2 separate regions of the Homo sapiens genome follow, and region 2 is linked to region 1. A link is a loop called in an ENCODE intact Hi-C map of the cell type or tissue named here. Cell type or tissue: A673. All regions are shown on one strand.

What was found. Peaks named below come from ENCODE experiments on the same cell type or tissue, not always from the same donor. Only the 100,000 strongest peaks of a DNase experiment are listed, where the experiment ranks them.
Region 2: it touches region 1 in a loop (11-fold over the local background); 5 of 110 quality-filtered maps call a loop at or near these places.

Annotation. Positions count from the first base shown.
Region 1 is chr3:163,053,971-163,061,970 of GRCh38, reverse strand. No RefSeq gene overlaps it. Among named protein-coding and RNA genes, the nearest start is that of LINC01192, 250 kb to the left of the region's middle. In A673, a CTCF peak has its summit at 4,898 (motif pointing left); a DNase peak (open chromatin) is centred at 4,890; H3K27ac peaks cover 2,858 bases.
Region 2 is chr3:163,608,802-163,616,801 of GRCh38, reverse strand. No RefSeq gene overlaps it. Among named protein-coding and RNA genes, the nearest start is that of LINC01192, 310 kb to the right of the region's middle. In A673, no CTCF peak of the experiment used is centred here; DNase peaks (open chromatin) are centred at 4,371 and 4,741; H3K27ac peaks cover 6,692 bases.

The DNA.
Region 1 (8,000 bases):
CATTGTAGCCTTAACTTTTATTTTCCAACTGATTATGTTGACATTTAATTATGAAATTATTTGTTATCTGTATATTTTCTATGGTAAAATTATTGCTAAAATATTTTGCTCATTTTTGTAGCGTTACTTTGTTCCTCTAACTCCAATTTGTATTCAGTATTGAGAGTTCCTTATATATTCTAAATACAATCAGTATGTGCTTTTCAAATACTTTCTCACAGTTTATTGTTTTTCTTTTAATTTTGTTAAAAGTACCTTTTGATGAGATAGAGATTTTAATTTTGATGAAGTTCAATTTTATTCATTTTTTTGCAGATAATTATTTTGAATTATATCTAAGATATCTTTGTAAACCAAAGCCACAATTTTTCCCAACTACTCTAGAAGTTTTATAATCATAGCTTTTGCAATTAGTACTATGATACTTTTTGAGTTAATTTTCATATATGGTGTAAATTACAGATTGACATTCACTTATTTGCATATCGATATCTAATTGTTGTAGCATCAGTTGTTGAAATGATAATCTTTTCTCCACTGAATTGCTTTGAAAAATCTCCAAAATCTATTGTTCAGATACATTTGGGTCTATTTCCCAACTCTTTAATCAGTCATATTGATCTATTTTTCTATATTTATTTATTATTTCTATATAGTAATATAATTCTAAATGATTTTGATTATAAGTCTCAAATCTTTTTGTGTTAATCTTCCAAATATGTTCTTTTCAAAGCTGTTTTGGTTATTTTAAGTTTCAGATTTCTTTACCAACTTTAGAGTCAGATTTTCAATTTCTGAAAAAAAAGAAGCCTACTGGAATTTTGAATACAATTTATTGAATATAAAAATCAAGTTGGAAACAGTTAAATCTTAAAAATACTGAGTTTCCTATTGAGGAACATCATATATGTATCCATTAATTAAAATTTCTTGTTTTTTTCTGGGCAATGTTTTTAATATTTGAGTGTATGCCTTTCTCATACTTGTCAAATTTATCTGTAAATATTTTACACTTTTTGATGCTATGATAGATTTCATTTCAATTTTTTGGTGTTTATTACTAACATAAAAAAAGAATTTTGTAAAAAATGTTGAATGTGTATTCCAAAACCTTACTAACTTCACTTATTGCTTCTAGTACTATTTTATAGATTCCATTGAATTTTCTGCATAAGCTATTATGTCATCTGTTTATAAAGATTTTCTTTCTCTAAAGTAAGACATTTTATTTCTTCTTGTTGCTTTATTGTACTGGCTGGAACCACTAATACAATGATGAACAGAAGTGGTGGAAGTAGATAGTCTTGTCTTTTTCCTGGTATTGGGGGAAGGCTAAACTCTTGGGAGAAGGGGCTCTCCATGTCACTGGTGATATCCTCTTTCCAATATGTGATTGTGATAATTAATACTCAGTGTTAACTTAATTGGATTGAAGAATACAAAATATTCATCCTAGGTGTGTCTGTGAGGGTGTTGCCAAAGGAGATTAACATTTGAGTCAGTGGGCTGGGAGAGGCAGACCCACCCTTAATCTGGTGGGCACAATCTAATCAGCGGACAGCAAGGCTAGAATATAAGCAGGCAGAAAAATGTGAAAAGAGAGACTGGCCTAGCATCCGAGCCTACACCCTTTTCCCGTGCTGGACGCTTCCTGCCTTCAAACATCAGACTCCAAGTTCTTCAGTTTTGGAACTTGGACTGGCTCTCTTTGCTCTTCAGCCTGCAGATGGCCTATTGTGGGACCTTGTGATTGTGTGAGTTAATACTTAAACTCCGGTGTGTGTGTGTGTGTGTGTGTGTCTGTGTACATATATATATATATGTAGTTGTAGTATCAGTTGTTGAAATGATTATCTTTTCTCCACTGAATTCCTTTGATATATATCATATATATATATACACACACTCACACACACACACACACACACATATGTATATATTCCATTAGTTCTATTCCTCTAGAGAACCCTGACTAATACAGTGATCTTATGGGTTGTGTTGCTTTTGCCTTCCTATGGCTATTGGGCTCGTCTAAGTTCCCTCTCAGTAAACCACAGGCTGAAAATTATCTCAAAGCAGTAAGAAAGATTAATTGTAAGGTTGTAAGTTTGACCTTGCTTTTCTTTTTTTTTTTTTCTCTCATATATCACTGCCTTCATTTTCTGAGTCCAGTGTTTTGACAACTGTTTTACGCACTTTGTCTGTTACCTTTTTTGGTTGTTTTAGTTGAGAGGGAAGATATAAATCCTATTACTTTATTTAGGGTAGAAGGAGAAATTCCCGAACCGATTTTCTTTAAGCAAACCAAAGATAAAATTAATTTTTTAAAAAATAATCAGAATTATTATGCATTCCCAGTTAGTGAAATCAATATTTATAAAATATGTTAATTCACATGTATGATATTATAGATTAACTTCTGTTTGCATCTCTTTTCATGAACCATAATCTCTTAGGGCTATTTCTTTTTTATAATTATTTGCAGTACAGCAGTAGCTCTGGAGTTATGGTTAAGTGTGAAATTTTGTACATTTATTACTGATAATACATAAACAAATCATACACTTGTATTAAACAATGTGGTTATTTATAATATTTTCTAATTATCCAGAATCTAAATATATGAATGTGTTCTATTTTCCTTGGATGACTCTTATATATCAGATAAAATAGGGACATTAGAAAAGCTGTTCTCTTGTTTTACTTCAGGTTATCACATATTTTTAGGAATATTTTTGTGATCTATAGGGGAGACTTATAATGTTATGCAGACACACTAACTAATGTAAAAATAACCATTATTTTACAGTAAAATTGGCTAATGCTTCTTATCTAAGTTAGTCTTTCAGATGGTCTGTAAAATATAGCAGTGACTCATTATGTGTTTAAAAAATAATACTTGTTCAAACTCCTTCCATTATCACCTTAAAGTTATAAAAGTCTCTTTTTTAGCAAGCTAAATTTACAAGACATATATATTTCTACTATGTTTTCACATTGGTAAATATAAAAAAAATCTGAATGAAAATTATATTGCTTTAACAGTACTAGATTTCTGGGATATGCAGGAAAGTGCTTTGAAAGTTGTTAGGCAGCATTCATATAATATTGAAAGGAGTTGGTTAGTTTGCCTTAGGTGGACAGCAAGGGAAGGGTCCTCGGGAAATCGCAGCCCATTGCTCAGTGCCTCATCCTCACGTAACATAATAAGCAGCCTGAGGAAAAATTCGAGCTGTAGCATCGATAAGGGAACTAGCACAGGCTGTTGTGCTGGAAGACATGCCCACGGCTACACAGAAATCCTCCAATCCATTTGGATAAAAACTTGCACAAATCTCCAGCTCACTCAGATAAAGGAACAAGGCCTGGCCTAGAAATGCCTTTGTCTTTTGTATAGTCAGTGGGCTCCCAGGAAAAGTTTCTTCTGCATTTGTGGGCATGGGCACAGTGGGTTCCAGTGGGTTCTGGTGGGCGCTCTGTTTTCCTTTGTTGGACTGTAAGTCCAGCCCTTATGAATCATCACTTCAGCCCCTGATTGGTCCTGGGCCAAGGCCTTGGGCCAAACTTAGCGATGCATTCTCCAGACAGCTCATGGCCAAATTTCTTCCCTTTCCCGGTCCATAAAAACCCTGGACTCCAGCCTCATAGGGAGTACTCCCGTTTGGGACCCACTCTCTGCTGGCAAAGAACTTTCTTCTTTTGCTTATTAAACTTTCACTCCAACTTCACTTTTATGTCTGTGCTCCTTAATTTTTTTGGCAGTAGGACAAACAACTCCAGGCGCTACATCTTGGTGAATGGGCCAGGAAGAAGGGAATTCATCAGAAGGGAATTCATCAAGAGTGAATGTTTAACTTTAACCCTTTACTTTAATTTCTGAGGATTCTTGTTTATTTCAATCTTGTTTCCTTTCATGGAGGACCTAGCCATTGTGTGGGGTTGGAAGGATGTCCTAGAGTAACTGAAGATTTCTGGCTGGGGCTACCCCTCAGTGTTATCTGAATGTCCTTAGACTAAGTCCAGTCACTGATGACCCATCAGGATGTCAGCACAAGGACTTCCAGTAGTTTCCTATTGCATTTTCCTTCTTTCTTCTCCCAGATATCATATCTCCTATGCCTGTTTGTTTGTTTGTTTGTTTGAGATGGAGTCTCGCTCTTGTGGCCCAGGCTGGAGTGCAGCAGCATGATCTCAGCTCACTGCAACCTCTGCCTCCCAGATTCAAGCTATTCTCCTGTCTCAGCCCCCTGAATAGCTGGGATTACAGATGCCAGTCCAGCCCCCATGCCTCGCTAATTTTTGTACTTTTGATCGAGATGGGGTTTTGCCATGTTGGCCAGGCTGGTCTTGAACCGTGACCTCAGGTGACCAGCTTGCCTTGGCCTCCCAAAATCTTGGGATTACAGGTGTGAGCCACCACACTCGGCCCTATCCTTTTTTTACGTACAATGTTGCAGGTGTTTTTGCAAACTAGAGATAGAATCTTGTTGGGTGGAGTTAGTCTGTGTCTTAGCAATCAGGAATGTAATACAAAGGGTTGTTGTTTCTGTAACTTCCTAGAAACTGGGCAAAATCAAGATTTCAGTCTAAATTTTCACCTGGTAAGGTCCCTTCTCTCCCTCAATAATAGATATTCATGGCACCCTATGGGAGCAAACTTCACCCTAAGTGTATATTCTCCTCTCCATTTGGGTTGTATTTTCCTTTATATAAGAGCTTAGCATTGTCCAGTGAATTTAAATAGTTCTTTTGGGAGACAAGTTAATTTTATTATGCTGGGGGGAATTCTATAGGGGCAGCCTATCAAACCCTAAACCTCTTTTCCTAAATTTTGCATGAAAAGAATTTGGAGTCTGTTTTTACCTAACATTCTAACCCTACACCGCCACCTAGTGGAAATGGATTTTTTTCCACGGAGAGCCTTGTTAGACCTCTGCCCCAAACCTCTGGTTACTCAATTCTTTTTTCTTCTGCATCCTTCTCTCAGTTATCAGGCCACATGTCCTATTTGTAAACAGAAAAAAAACTTCACTCTCCACAGCCAGGAGGAAGCTATCCTGATAAGACAGATCTTAGCTTCAATAATGTCCCCATCAAAATAGGGGCAGCTATTCAATTTTCATACTCTTTTAAGGCACCTGTTTTGCAATCAATTACATTGGAATTTAAACAAAAAATTAATTTTATGTTTAGAAGTTAATCAGTCCCATTCTGTGGGATTTCAATTTTTTAATGCGGCCATAGCAAGGGAAGTTAAAGATAGTTTTAAAAAACTCCCTCCATTAAAGGGTCTTTTCCAAATCCAACTACTATATAATTTCTCCCAGACCTCTGGGGCACCTCTGGTATCTTTTGGGCTGAGTGAGTCTAGGAATCCAGCATGGTGGAAGGCTAAAGTTTTAAGCAGGTAAGTGTGACCACATTCTGCTGACTAGCTTTTCCAGGACCATGGGTAAAGGTCACTCTTGTAACCATGGGGTGGCACCTATAATGGTCGCCAGGACTCAGAGGAGAGCAGAAAGGAGGAGAAGGGGGACACCATTTCTCTCTTTTCCTGCACCCTGTGTCACACAAAAGGGAGGAAGGCAACTGAGGGATGCCTTGTCTCCCCCCACTTTCTAGATGGGTAACAAACTATCTGCAGTCTGTACACCCCTCGAGTGCATTTTGAATAACTGGAAACATCTTTGACCCTAAGACTCTAAAAAGAAAACAGCTTATATTCTATTGCACAAGGGCATGGCCATCTTACAATGAGAAGGCCTAGCCTTCTTAGGGATGCATTAAATTCAGTAGTATCCAACAACTAGATATTTCTTTACCCTGCAAGACAACCCAGATCCTTGCAAGCATTGTAAAATTAACCCTTACCTCTTGGCAGCCGTGTCAGGAAAGCCTACAAAGGATAATTCCCCAAAGACAGACGCATCCTTGGGGAATGCTTAAATGCAATATCTGGGTGCTCTACCTGCTCCATTTATTTGGGAATCCCAATAGCCAAATCATTAGCTCTTCTGGTTGTGCCACTCAAAAAATTCCCAATTTTGCCTTTGCCCCTCCAGGAAATGCCCAATGAACATGGTGCCACTAGATTCCAAGTTCCCTTCTCATTACAGCACCTTAGACAAAGGAGAATCTAGACAAGTTCTCTAATAACTCTGATATATATATATTATATATATCATATATATGTATATATGTATATATACACATGTATATGTATATATACACGTGTATATATGTATATATATGCCTTTCAAAATTTAACCCAAGTGTTGAATCTTACATTAAGAGTTGGTATACTACTTTTAAGCCAAACCCTGTTTCAGGGAAACAAGAAAACCTACAGGCAGCAAAGATATTCAAAGATGAATAATAGGCAGTCAAAAAAGAAACTCAGTCAAAAGGGGAAACAGGGTAAAATAATAAAGACAGACAGAATCCTCATTCCCAATAGGAAGAGAGTCAGTGCACCTTGAATACCCTAACTGGGGCCCTAGTGACCCCATAAATAAGTGAAAAAAACCCCACTTTCTAATGTGCCTATTAAAAGTCTTGCAAAAAATAAGAAGAACCAGCAAATTAAGCAAACCTCTTAATTAATCTAAACTGTCCTTGTTGAACCAGAAACCAGATGAAAATTCCACTGCCTTTTTGGAAAGGCTGAGAGAAGCTTTAGTAAGACACACCTACTTGTCTCCCAATTTAATAGAAAACAACTTCATTATTCAGGCAGCTCCTGATATCAGAAGAAAGTTGCTGAAACAGGCCCTGTCCAAAGATCTTTCTAGTTTTATTCACCCTCAATTTAATATTTTGCACTATGTAAAAACACTCCCTTCTGTGCCCCAACTGAGGGGGTTTCTCAAGAAGGCACTGAGGTTCTTCTTAATTTTCTAGTATGTAAAGGATAAAAAATTTCCAAATCTAAAACTCAGCTCTGGCAAACTTCGGTTAGATACCTAGGTCTTGTCTTGTCAGAAGGAACCAGAGCATTAGACGAGGAAAAGATTCAGCCTATTTCCTCCTTTCCCCTTCCCCAAACCCTCAAACAGCTAGGAAAATATGGGGGCATCACAGGTTTTTGTAGATCGTGGATACCTCAGTATGGTGAAATAACTCATCCTTTATGCCACCTCATAAAAGAAACTCAAGCAGCTAGAACTCACTCCATAACTTGGCAACCTAAAACTCAAAAGCCCTTAACCAGCTAAAGCAAGTCTTACTTAAAGCATCAGCCCTCAGTCTTCCTATAGGGAAGGTATTTGATCTCTATATATCAGAAAGGAAGGAAATAGGCCTGGGAGATTTGATTAAGGCTCAAGGTCCAGCTCAACAGCCAGTGGGTTAACCATGGGGAATAACTTAACTGTTTGCACCCCACACAGGATAGCAGGACTGCTGCCATCTAAGGGAAGTCTCTGGCTAACAGACAATCACCTCCTCAAGTATCAAGCTTTGCTGCTACAGGGATCTACAGTCCAGTTAAAAACCTGCCCTTGCCTGAAGCCAGCCGCTATCTCCCAGAGGAAACTGGAAAACCTAAACATGATTTTGAACAAGTGGTGGTGCAAACTGATATAAGAAATGGTAAAAATCACTGTTTATATTATCAGTAAAGTTTTAATGAATAAAAAAGGATTTTGTTAAAGAGCATTCAGTGTAATTAAAAACAGATATCCAAGCTATGAGTATATTCAAAAGGCCTTTATGTTTTTCTGTTCATAAGTCTTGTTTATCTAAAAGAGGTTTTTTTCTTAGTTGACTGAGTTACTTTTCTCCGCTCTGTCTTGTCCCTCTTGGTGCAGGTATGAAAGGCCCTAGAATAACTTCTGGTGGCATGCAACTCCTCGGGAAAACAGAACAGGTGTTACAAATCCCATTTTGGGAAAAATCTCTGTTTTCCTCATGGAGCCCTGGAAACTGTTCCTAGCCATCTTCTTAAGGGGCCTCACGAGAGGCCAATGAGCCAGTTGGGAAATAGGCAAATTAAAAATGTT
Region 2 (8,000 bases), 550 kb before region 1:
ATGTGAATGACAATTATTAAGAAGGCACAGTAGTGATAAATTAAAATTAAATCTGTTAGATCACAGAACTCAAAAGCATTGAATAAGACAGTTTTCATATTCAGAGACTGGTCTGATGTTACATAGTAGTAAGTTCAGTGATAAATTTATGAAATTAAAATATACAAGGCTGGGTGTGGTGGTTCATGCCTGTAATCCCAGCTACTGGGGTAGCTGAGTCAGGTGGATAGCTTAAACCTAGGAGTTCGAAGCTGCAGTGAACTATAATCATCTCAGCACTACACTCCAGCCTGGGCAATACATTGAGACTATATTTCTTTTTATTTTATTTATTTATTTATTTATTTTCCTTTTTATTCTTTTTGAAACGGAGTCTAGCTCTGTTGCCCAGGCTGGAGTGCAATCTTGGCTCACTGCAACCTCCACCTCCCGAGTTCAAGCGATTCTTCTGTCTCAGCCTCCCAAGTAGCAGGGATTACAGGCGCTTGCCACCACGCCCAGCTAATTTTTGTATTTTTATTAGACGAGGTTTCACTGTGTTGGCCAGGCTGGTCTCAAACTCCTGACCTCGTGATCCGCCCGCCTCAGCCTCCCAAAGTGCTGGAATTACAAGCATGAGCCACCATGCCCGGCTGAGACTATATTTCTTAAAGAGAGAAAAAAATGATGGAAAGGAAGAAAGAAAACAAATTAAAACATGTAATGTAGAAATTCTAAAAACTATTTGCTACTGCTTTATTAAGCCTGGGTAATGAAAATATTCATAACAGAAGGCAGTACTAAGTATCAGAGTTTCTAATATTTTTTTCCTTAAAAACAACAACAAACATTCGTAAAATATTATGAAAAATTAGAAAATAAAAAAACACAATAATGTGAGCAGGGGCATAACAATCCCATATAACAGTAATTAAATATTTGAGACATGTTCCCTTAGTTTATTTCACATTGGCCAGAAGCCAAACTTAAAGTTAAGCAGGACCTAAGGGGACCATGCATTATAAAATGGGCATATAGGGTATATTGTAGCCAGTTCCTCTGGATGCAGTAATTTGTAGATTCTTGGAAGAAAGTGCCAGACAGTCAACAATTATTTATTTGTTTGTCTAGCTGTTTAGTCAATATAGGTTGAACTAATAACCTTAAATTAGACATAAAATTATTTTTCATTCCTGATATTTTGTAATCATTTTTTTCTTTCTTTCCTGTTACTTGTTGGAATTTTGGGTTTAGCAAATTATCAGATCGGTAAATCCGTGAAGATAACTTCTAAATATTAATTAATTGTCTTTAAAAAGAATACAAAACCTCTCATCCCCCCTTTTTGTGATTGCTACTAACATACTGCTGTAAATAAGGAGATGTTATTACTAGGAACTTTTCTATATGTTTAAGGGTGAAAACGGTATAGTAATAGAAAATAGAAAAGAATAGTAGAAAATAGAAAAGCTTCCATGGATAAAATAAATAAAAGGGGCAAAAAGCTTATACTGGTACAATGGCTTTAAAATTGTGATTGCTTTGAATTTATCAGGAGATAAGCAATGATGCAAAAATAGGCTACTAATTAATAAGGACAAGCTTAAAATTAGTAAGTTCAAAATGGCTGAGTTGTTGAAACTACTTGTACAAATAATTTTTAAATTAGAAAAATGATAGAAATTTAGAAAATAATGATGTCTTTGCAAAAATGCTATTGACCAAACCTGACAGGGATTCTTGAATATTTGAATAAACCCAAATCAGCAAATTTAGATGATCTGTTTCCAAGGGGTAGGAGCAAGTTTGTTACATAGTATTGTGCATCTTTCTATCAGTCACTGAATTGACAATAATAAATATACAAAAATAATGTCAACACATCTATGTATAGTTATGTCTTCAATACCAATTCTCTCAGTCATCTTAAATCCTACTTTTGATTCAGTATGTCTTTTAATGTATTGATTTTTTTCCAGACCTCAAAATAAGAAATTGGGTACTTATATTTTTCCAGTTGTTTTTCAAAATTGCAGTAACTGAAATAAAAAAGAAAATAACTTTTGAATTAAAAATATGGATACTGATGAGAAAGGGACAAAAATTCATGATTGAGGGCAATGAGGTATTTTGTTTGTGTGTTTTTTGTTGTTTGTTTTACAGTCTACTGAAATACTAAGGAACTATATTCGGAGGAGATGATACTTAATCTGAAACTTCAAAAGTGAGAAGGATCCCACTATCTAAGGTATTGAGGGTAAGATCATTCCAGAAAAAGAAAACAGTTTATCTAAACATTTGCAATAAAAAGCTTTTATGCTCAAGAAATAAAACAAGGTTTTCCTCGCTGAAGTTAAATGCCTCTGAGTGATAGTAACAGGACGAAAGGAAGATAATAAGAGTTAGATTATGAAAATCAGGGTAAAAAGTTTGATTAGAGAAGTGTACAATTAAGTATTTAAGTATATCATCCTTAAATGAAAACCACTTCAAGTTCTGGTTCCATTTAAAGAAAATCCAGTGGCTGAAGAAGTTATGTTAACATGGCAGAATAGGTTTTTAAAATGAGACTAAATTATATAAATATATGAACTGTTAAAACAAACAAAGTATGCAGCACATATGACTAATCTCAATCTCTAAATAGTAGTATATACAGAACTGTAATAAAAAATTAGATGACTTGTGTAATAACTTTTGCCACAAATTCTAATGCACACTCCTCTTTTTCTATACTCCATGATTAATCCGTTGAAGTGTTTTTGAAAATTTACAGATAGTTTAAGGGTTAAAAACAAATCAATCAAAAATACAGCATGTCGTTATTTTTATCTTATTTTTTGTTAGTGTAGTGAATATTTTGTTAGAAGATTGAATATTTTGAAGAGCCATACTTAATGAACTTGAATGGTAGTGAGCAATCAACACTAGTAGATCTTATTTCATACTACATCAAAAAATATAAATATTTCTTTAGCTCCTGTTGGAGATAATGCTATTATTCCACTGTTTACATTGAGAGTCAAGAAAGTTATATCAGATGTGATTTTAAAAGTTCAAATCTTGCTCTAAAGGATATTACTTACAGAAATGTTAACTCTGCAACTTTACATACACCCAATACACATTGGCCTATGTTTGTGAGGATTTGTATATATAATAATTGTGCAGATTATTTTATGTTTGTCTCTTTACTTCCTCTTCTTCCTATCTTATTTACATCATAAATACCATTATTTTTTAAATGAGTGACATAATGAAAACAATAGCTAAACAATAAAGTCTGCGCTCTAGTATCAATACATCATCCTGTAACAACTGGTTGAGCATAAGAAAGTTATTAAGCATGAGGAACTTCATGGATAAAACAACAAGTTATTATGGTGCAGGAGAAACAGCAGGAGTCTTGTAATCACAGATAAAGTTTTTGTTTGTTTCCAAATACAGACTCTATTTCTTATTAGCTCTAAAACTCTTATTAGTTATTTAACTCCTTAAACTATCTTTTCTTCATCAGGATAACAACAGTAGAAAGGCATTCTACATGTGCGTCTGTGAAGACAAAATGAGGTAATGTGTACTAAAGTGCAATATGACACTATAACAGATATATCTGTATGTGAGATTCCATTATTTTAATTGAAAATAAATGTGTGACAAATAGCTTACTCTTCCTTATGCGTTGGAGATTTTGTCATTTATTATTTTTTTGGTAGCAACAGTATTTTATATATATATATAAAATATATAAAATATATAAATATATATAAAAAATATATAAAACTATATATATAGTTTTAAAATAATTCCCAATAAATTTAGTAGATAACTTCTCATTTTCTCTTTCTTGATTACTTGGCCTTAATAACTTATCTGTTTTTTGGTCAATTATCCAATGAGTTTTTAAAGTAATTATATGGGTAGTATTGGTAGTATATATAAAGTAATTATATGGTAGTATTAGTACTGAGGTATATTTATACATATACATAAAACCGTTCCTACCTCTTAAAATTTTGTAGGATAGATAAAATATGTAATTCCTCACATATCATAAGGCAAGATTTAAATATTAAAAAATAATTACTCAAACAACAATGATATATGAGTTGTGGATATCCAGACAAATTCAAAAATTTGTTGGCATCTGTTGTAGGTGTTATAATAACTGGGTAGTTGGTGTTAGTGATACATGGCATTCTATGAGAAGAAAATAATAAGAATAAACATTAGTAGGCCAGGCGCGGTGGCTCACGCCTCTAATCCCAGCACTTTGGGAGGCCGAGGCAGGCGGATCACGAAGTCAGAAGATCTAGACCATCCTGGCTAAGATGGTGAAACCCCGTCTCTACCGAAAATACAAAAAAATTAGCCGGGCGTGGCAGCGGGCACATGTAGTCCCAGCTACTCGGGAGGCTGAGACAGGAGAATGGCGTGAACCTGGAAGGCGGAGCTTGCAGTGAGCCGAGATCGTGCCACTGCACTCCAGCCTGGGTGACAGAGCGAGACTCCGTCTCAATAAAAAGAAAGGAAGGAAGGAAGGAAGGGAGGGAGGGAGGGAGGGAGGCAGGGAAGGAAGGAAGGAAGGAAGGAAGGAAGGAAGGAAGGAAGGAAGGAAGGAAGGAAGGAAGGAAGGAAGGAAGGAAGGGAATAAACATTAGGAGACAGAAAACCAACAGCTGCATTTGGAGAAGTAAAAATGCACCAGATTTGCTATAGTTGAATATAGGATAGCAAAAAGTCTGGAAAGAGGGTCTTGGACGCTACCTGAAATTATTTGATTTTTCTCAGAAAGTCAGTGATGGTGCTGTGGAAGAAATTAGGAAGTGCTATGATCAAAGTAGTGTTCCTGGAATATCAATCTGATGCTGTTATGCAGGACAGAGTAGAGGAGGAAAAACAAAGCAGCCTTGGAGAGATGTATTAGAAGGCTTTTTTGGCAGTCCAGAAAGTCATGAGTACCTAGACCAGGATATGAATACTACGAATGAAAAGTGAAAGGGTCTACATAAAATATATATAACTGAAGATTGCACAGATCTTGGTAACTGATTGGATCTGAGAAAGAAAGGAAGGCATTAAAAATAACTATTGTATCATTAAAATGGCCATTCTGCCCAAAGCAATCTACATCTTCCACAGTACTCCTATAAAACTACCAATGTCATTTTTCACAGAATTAGAAAAAAAAAAAAACTATTCTAAAGTTCATATAGAACCAAAAAGAGCCCGACTGGCCAAAACAATTCTAGGCAAAAGGAACAAAGCCAGAGACATCACATTACTGACTTTCTGTAAGGGTACAGTAACCAAAACTGCATTGTACTGGTATAAAAGCAGAAACATACAGAAAGGGAACAGAATAAAAAACACATAAATAAAGCCACACACCTACAACCCTCTGATGTTTGACAAAATTGACAAAAATAAACAATAGAGAAAAGACTCCTGTTCAATAAATGTTGCTGGGGTAACTGACCAGCCATATACAGAAGAATGAAACTGGACCCCTTTGTTTCACCACATACAAGTGTAATATGGGTAAAAGATTTAAATACCACGTTATACATTAAAAATCCTAGAAAAAAACTTAGGTAATACCCTTCTGGACATCAGCATTGGCAAATAATTTATGACTAAGTCCTCAAAAGCAATTTCAAGAAAAAGAAAAAAACAAAAATGACAAGTGAAACCTAACTTAACTAAAGAGCTTCTACACAGTATAAGGAAACACCAACAGAGTAAACAGACAACCTACAGAATGGGAGAAAATGTTCACAAACTATGCATCCAAAAAAAGTCTAATATCCAGAATCTACAAGGAACTTAAGCAATTCAACAGGCAAAACACAAACAACCTCTTTATATGGACAAATTATATGAACAAACTCTTCTCAAACATATGAAAACATGCTCATCATCAGTAATCATCAGAGAAAGGTATATCAAAACCACAATGAGATACTATGGGTGAAAGATTTAAATATAAGACCTTAAATATTAAAAACCACAAGGAGATACTATCTCACACAAGTCAGTATGGCTATTAATAAAAAGTCAAAAAATAGCAGATTCTGGCAAGGCTGCCAATAAAAAGGAATGCTTATACACTGTTGATTGAAATATAAATTAGTTCAGCCACAAGGGAAGCAGTTAGGATATTTCTCAGGGAACTTAAAATAGAACTACCACTCTACCCAGCCATCCTATTAGTGGGTATACACACAAAGGAAAGAAATCATTTTAACGAAAAGACACATCACGTATATGTTCATTGCAGCTTTATTAACCATAGCAAAGGCATAAAATCAACCTAGGTGCCCATAAATAGTGGATTAGAAAAAGGAAAATCTAATACATACATATTATAAAAGAATATGTAATATAATATATTGGAAAATATATTAATCATATCTTGGAAAAAACGTAATATATACATTAGGTTGGTGCAAAAGTAATTGCATTTTTTGCTATTTCTTTTAAATTACAAAACCACAACTACTTTTGGACCAATGTTATATATATACATCATGGAGTACTATACAGCCATAAGAAGGAAATCATGTACTTTGCAGCAACATGGATGCAGCTTGAGGTCATTATCCTAAGCAAATTAGCACAGAAAGAAAGAATCAAATGCTACATATTCTCACTTATAAATGGATGCTAAACATTCGGTACACATAGACATAAAGATGGAATAAACAGACACTGGAGACTACTAGAGAGAGGAGAGACAGGATCAAGAACTAAAAAAAAAACTACCTATTGGGTACTATACTGGGTGATTGCATCATTCATACCCCAAACCTCACTGACATACAATATACCCATGTAACAAACCTGCAGGCTGGGTGCTGTGGCTCACATCTGTATTTCTAGCATTTTGGGACTTTGGGAGGCCAAGATTTCAAGACCAACCTGGCCAACATAGCAAGAACATGCCAGTAAAAATCAAAAAAAGAAAGAATGAAAGAGAGAGAAAGAGAGAGAGAGAGAAAGATCTGCACATGTACCCTCTGAATCTAAAAAAAAGTTGAAATTATTTAAAAAAGAAACAAGAATTATTGATGTAAGATACATAGGAATATAGATGAACAGAAGCAAATTGCTTCTGTAACAAGCAAAGGTTAAAAAAAAAGTGAGAATGAACATTATAAAAAATGGCTAGTTAATTCCTGATATTCTGTTTTTATCATTTGATAACTCTTCTTAAAATGATTCTGAATAATCAAGCACATGATCTAACTTTTTAATTTAATCTTTATTTTCTATTATCTGTACACATGAAATATTTATATTCATTTAATATACATATTAAATTATTATTCCATATAGTTTTAAAAGGATATCAAGCTAAAGAATAAGATTTGGAACTCTAATTTTAGTTCAGACTAATAAAAAATAATATCTTAGCAACACAGAAATTAACATAACATTAAAATAATCATTTTTTAATGAAAATCTAAGGCAACACCTGGAAGTTTTAAAAACATAATTAAGAACTAAGAAGATGCCACACAGTATTTTTATAAAATATATTTTTCAAAAAGAATGTTACAGTGTGATAGGAAATGTACTAAGGCAAAGACACTGGTATATTTTGTCATAAATGGACTTGAATTAGTGAAAAACCTACATAATCTACAAAGGTCTTAAAAATCTTTAGAGAATTTTGCATGAAATATTATTAGGTGCTAAACAAAAGGCATTTTTTCAGTGTCAATATATATTATTATTATAAAAAATAGTTGAAGCAAACTGGAGCTTAGAAAGACAAAGAAATCTCAAAAGTAAGCTTAAAAAAATACAACTAAATTTTAATCCCCTAAGAACTAGAACAAAATGAGGATGCTCACTTTCACCACTCCTATTTAATACAGTGCTTGAAGCTTAGCCAGAGCAATCTGGCAAGAAAATTAAAGGCATCCAAATTGGAAAAGCAATTAATTTATCTCTTTTCTCTGATGATATGTTCTTATACCTAAAAAACCCTAAAAACTCAATAAAAAATATTTGAT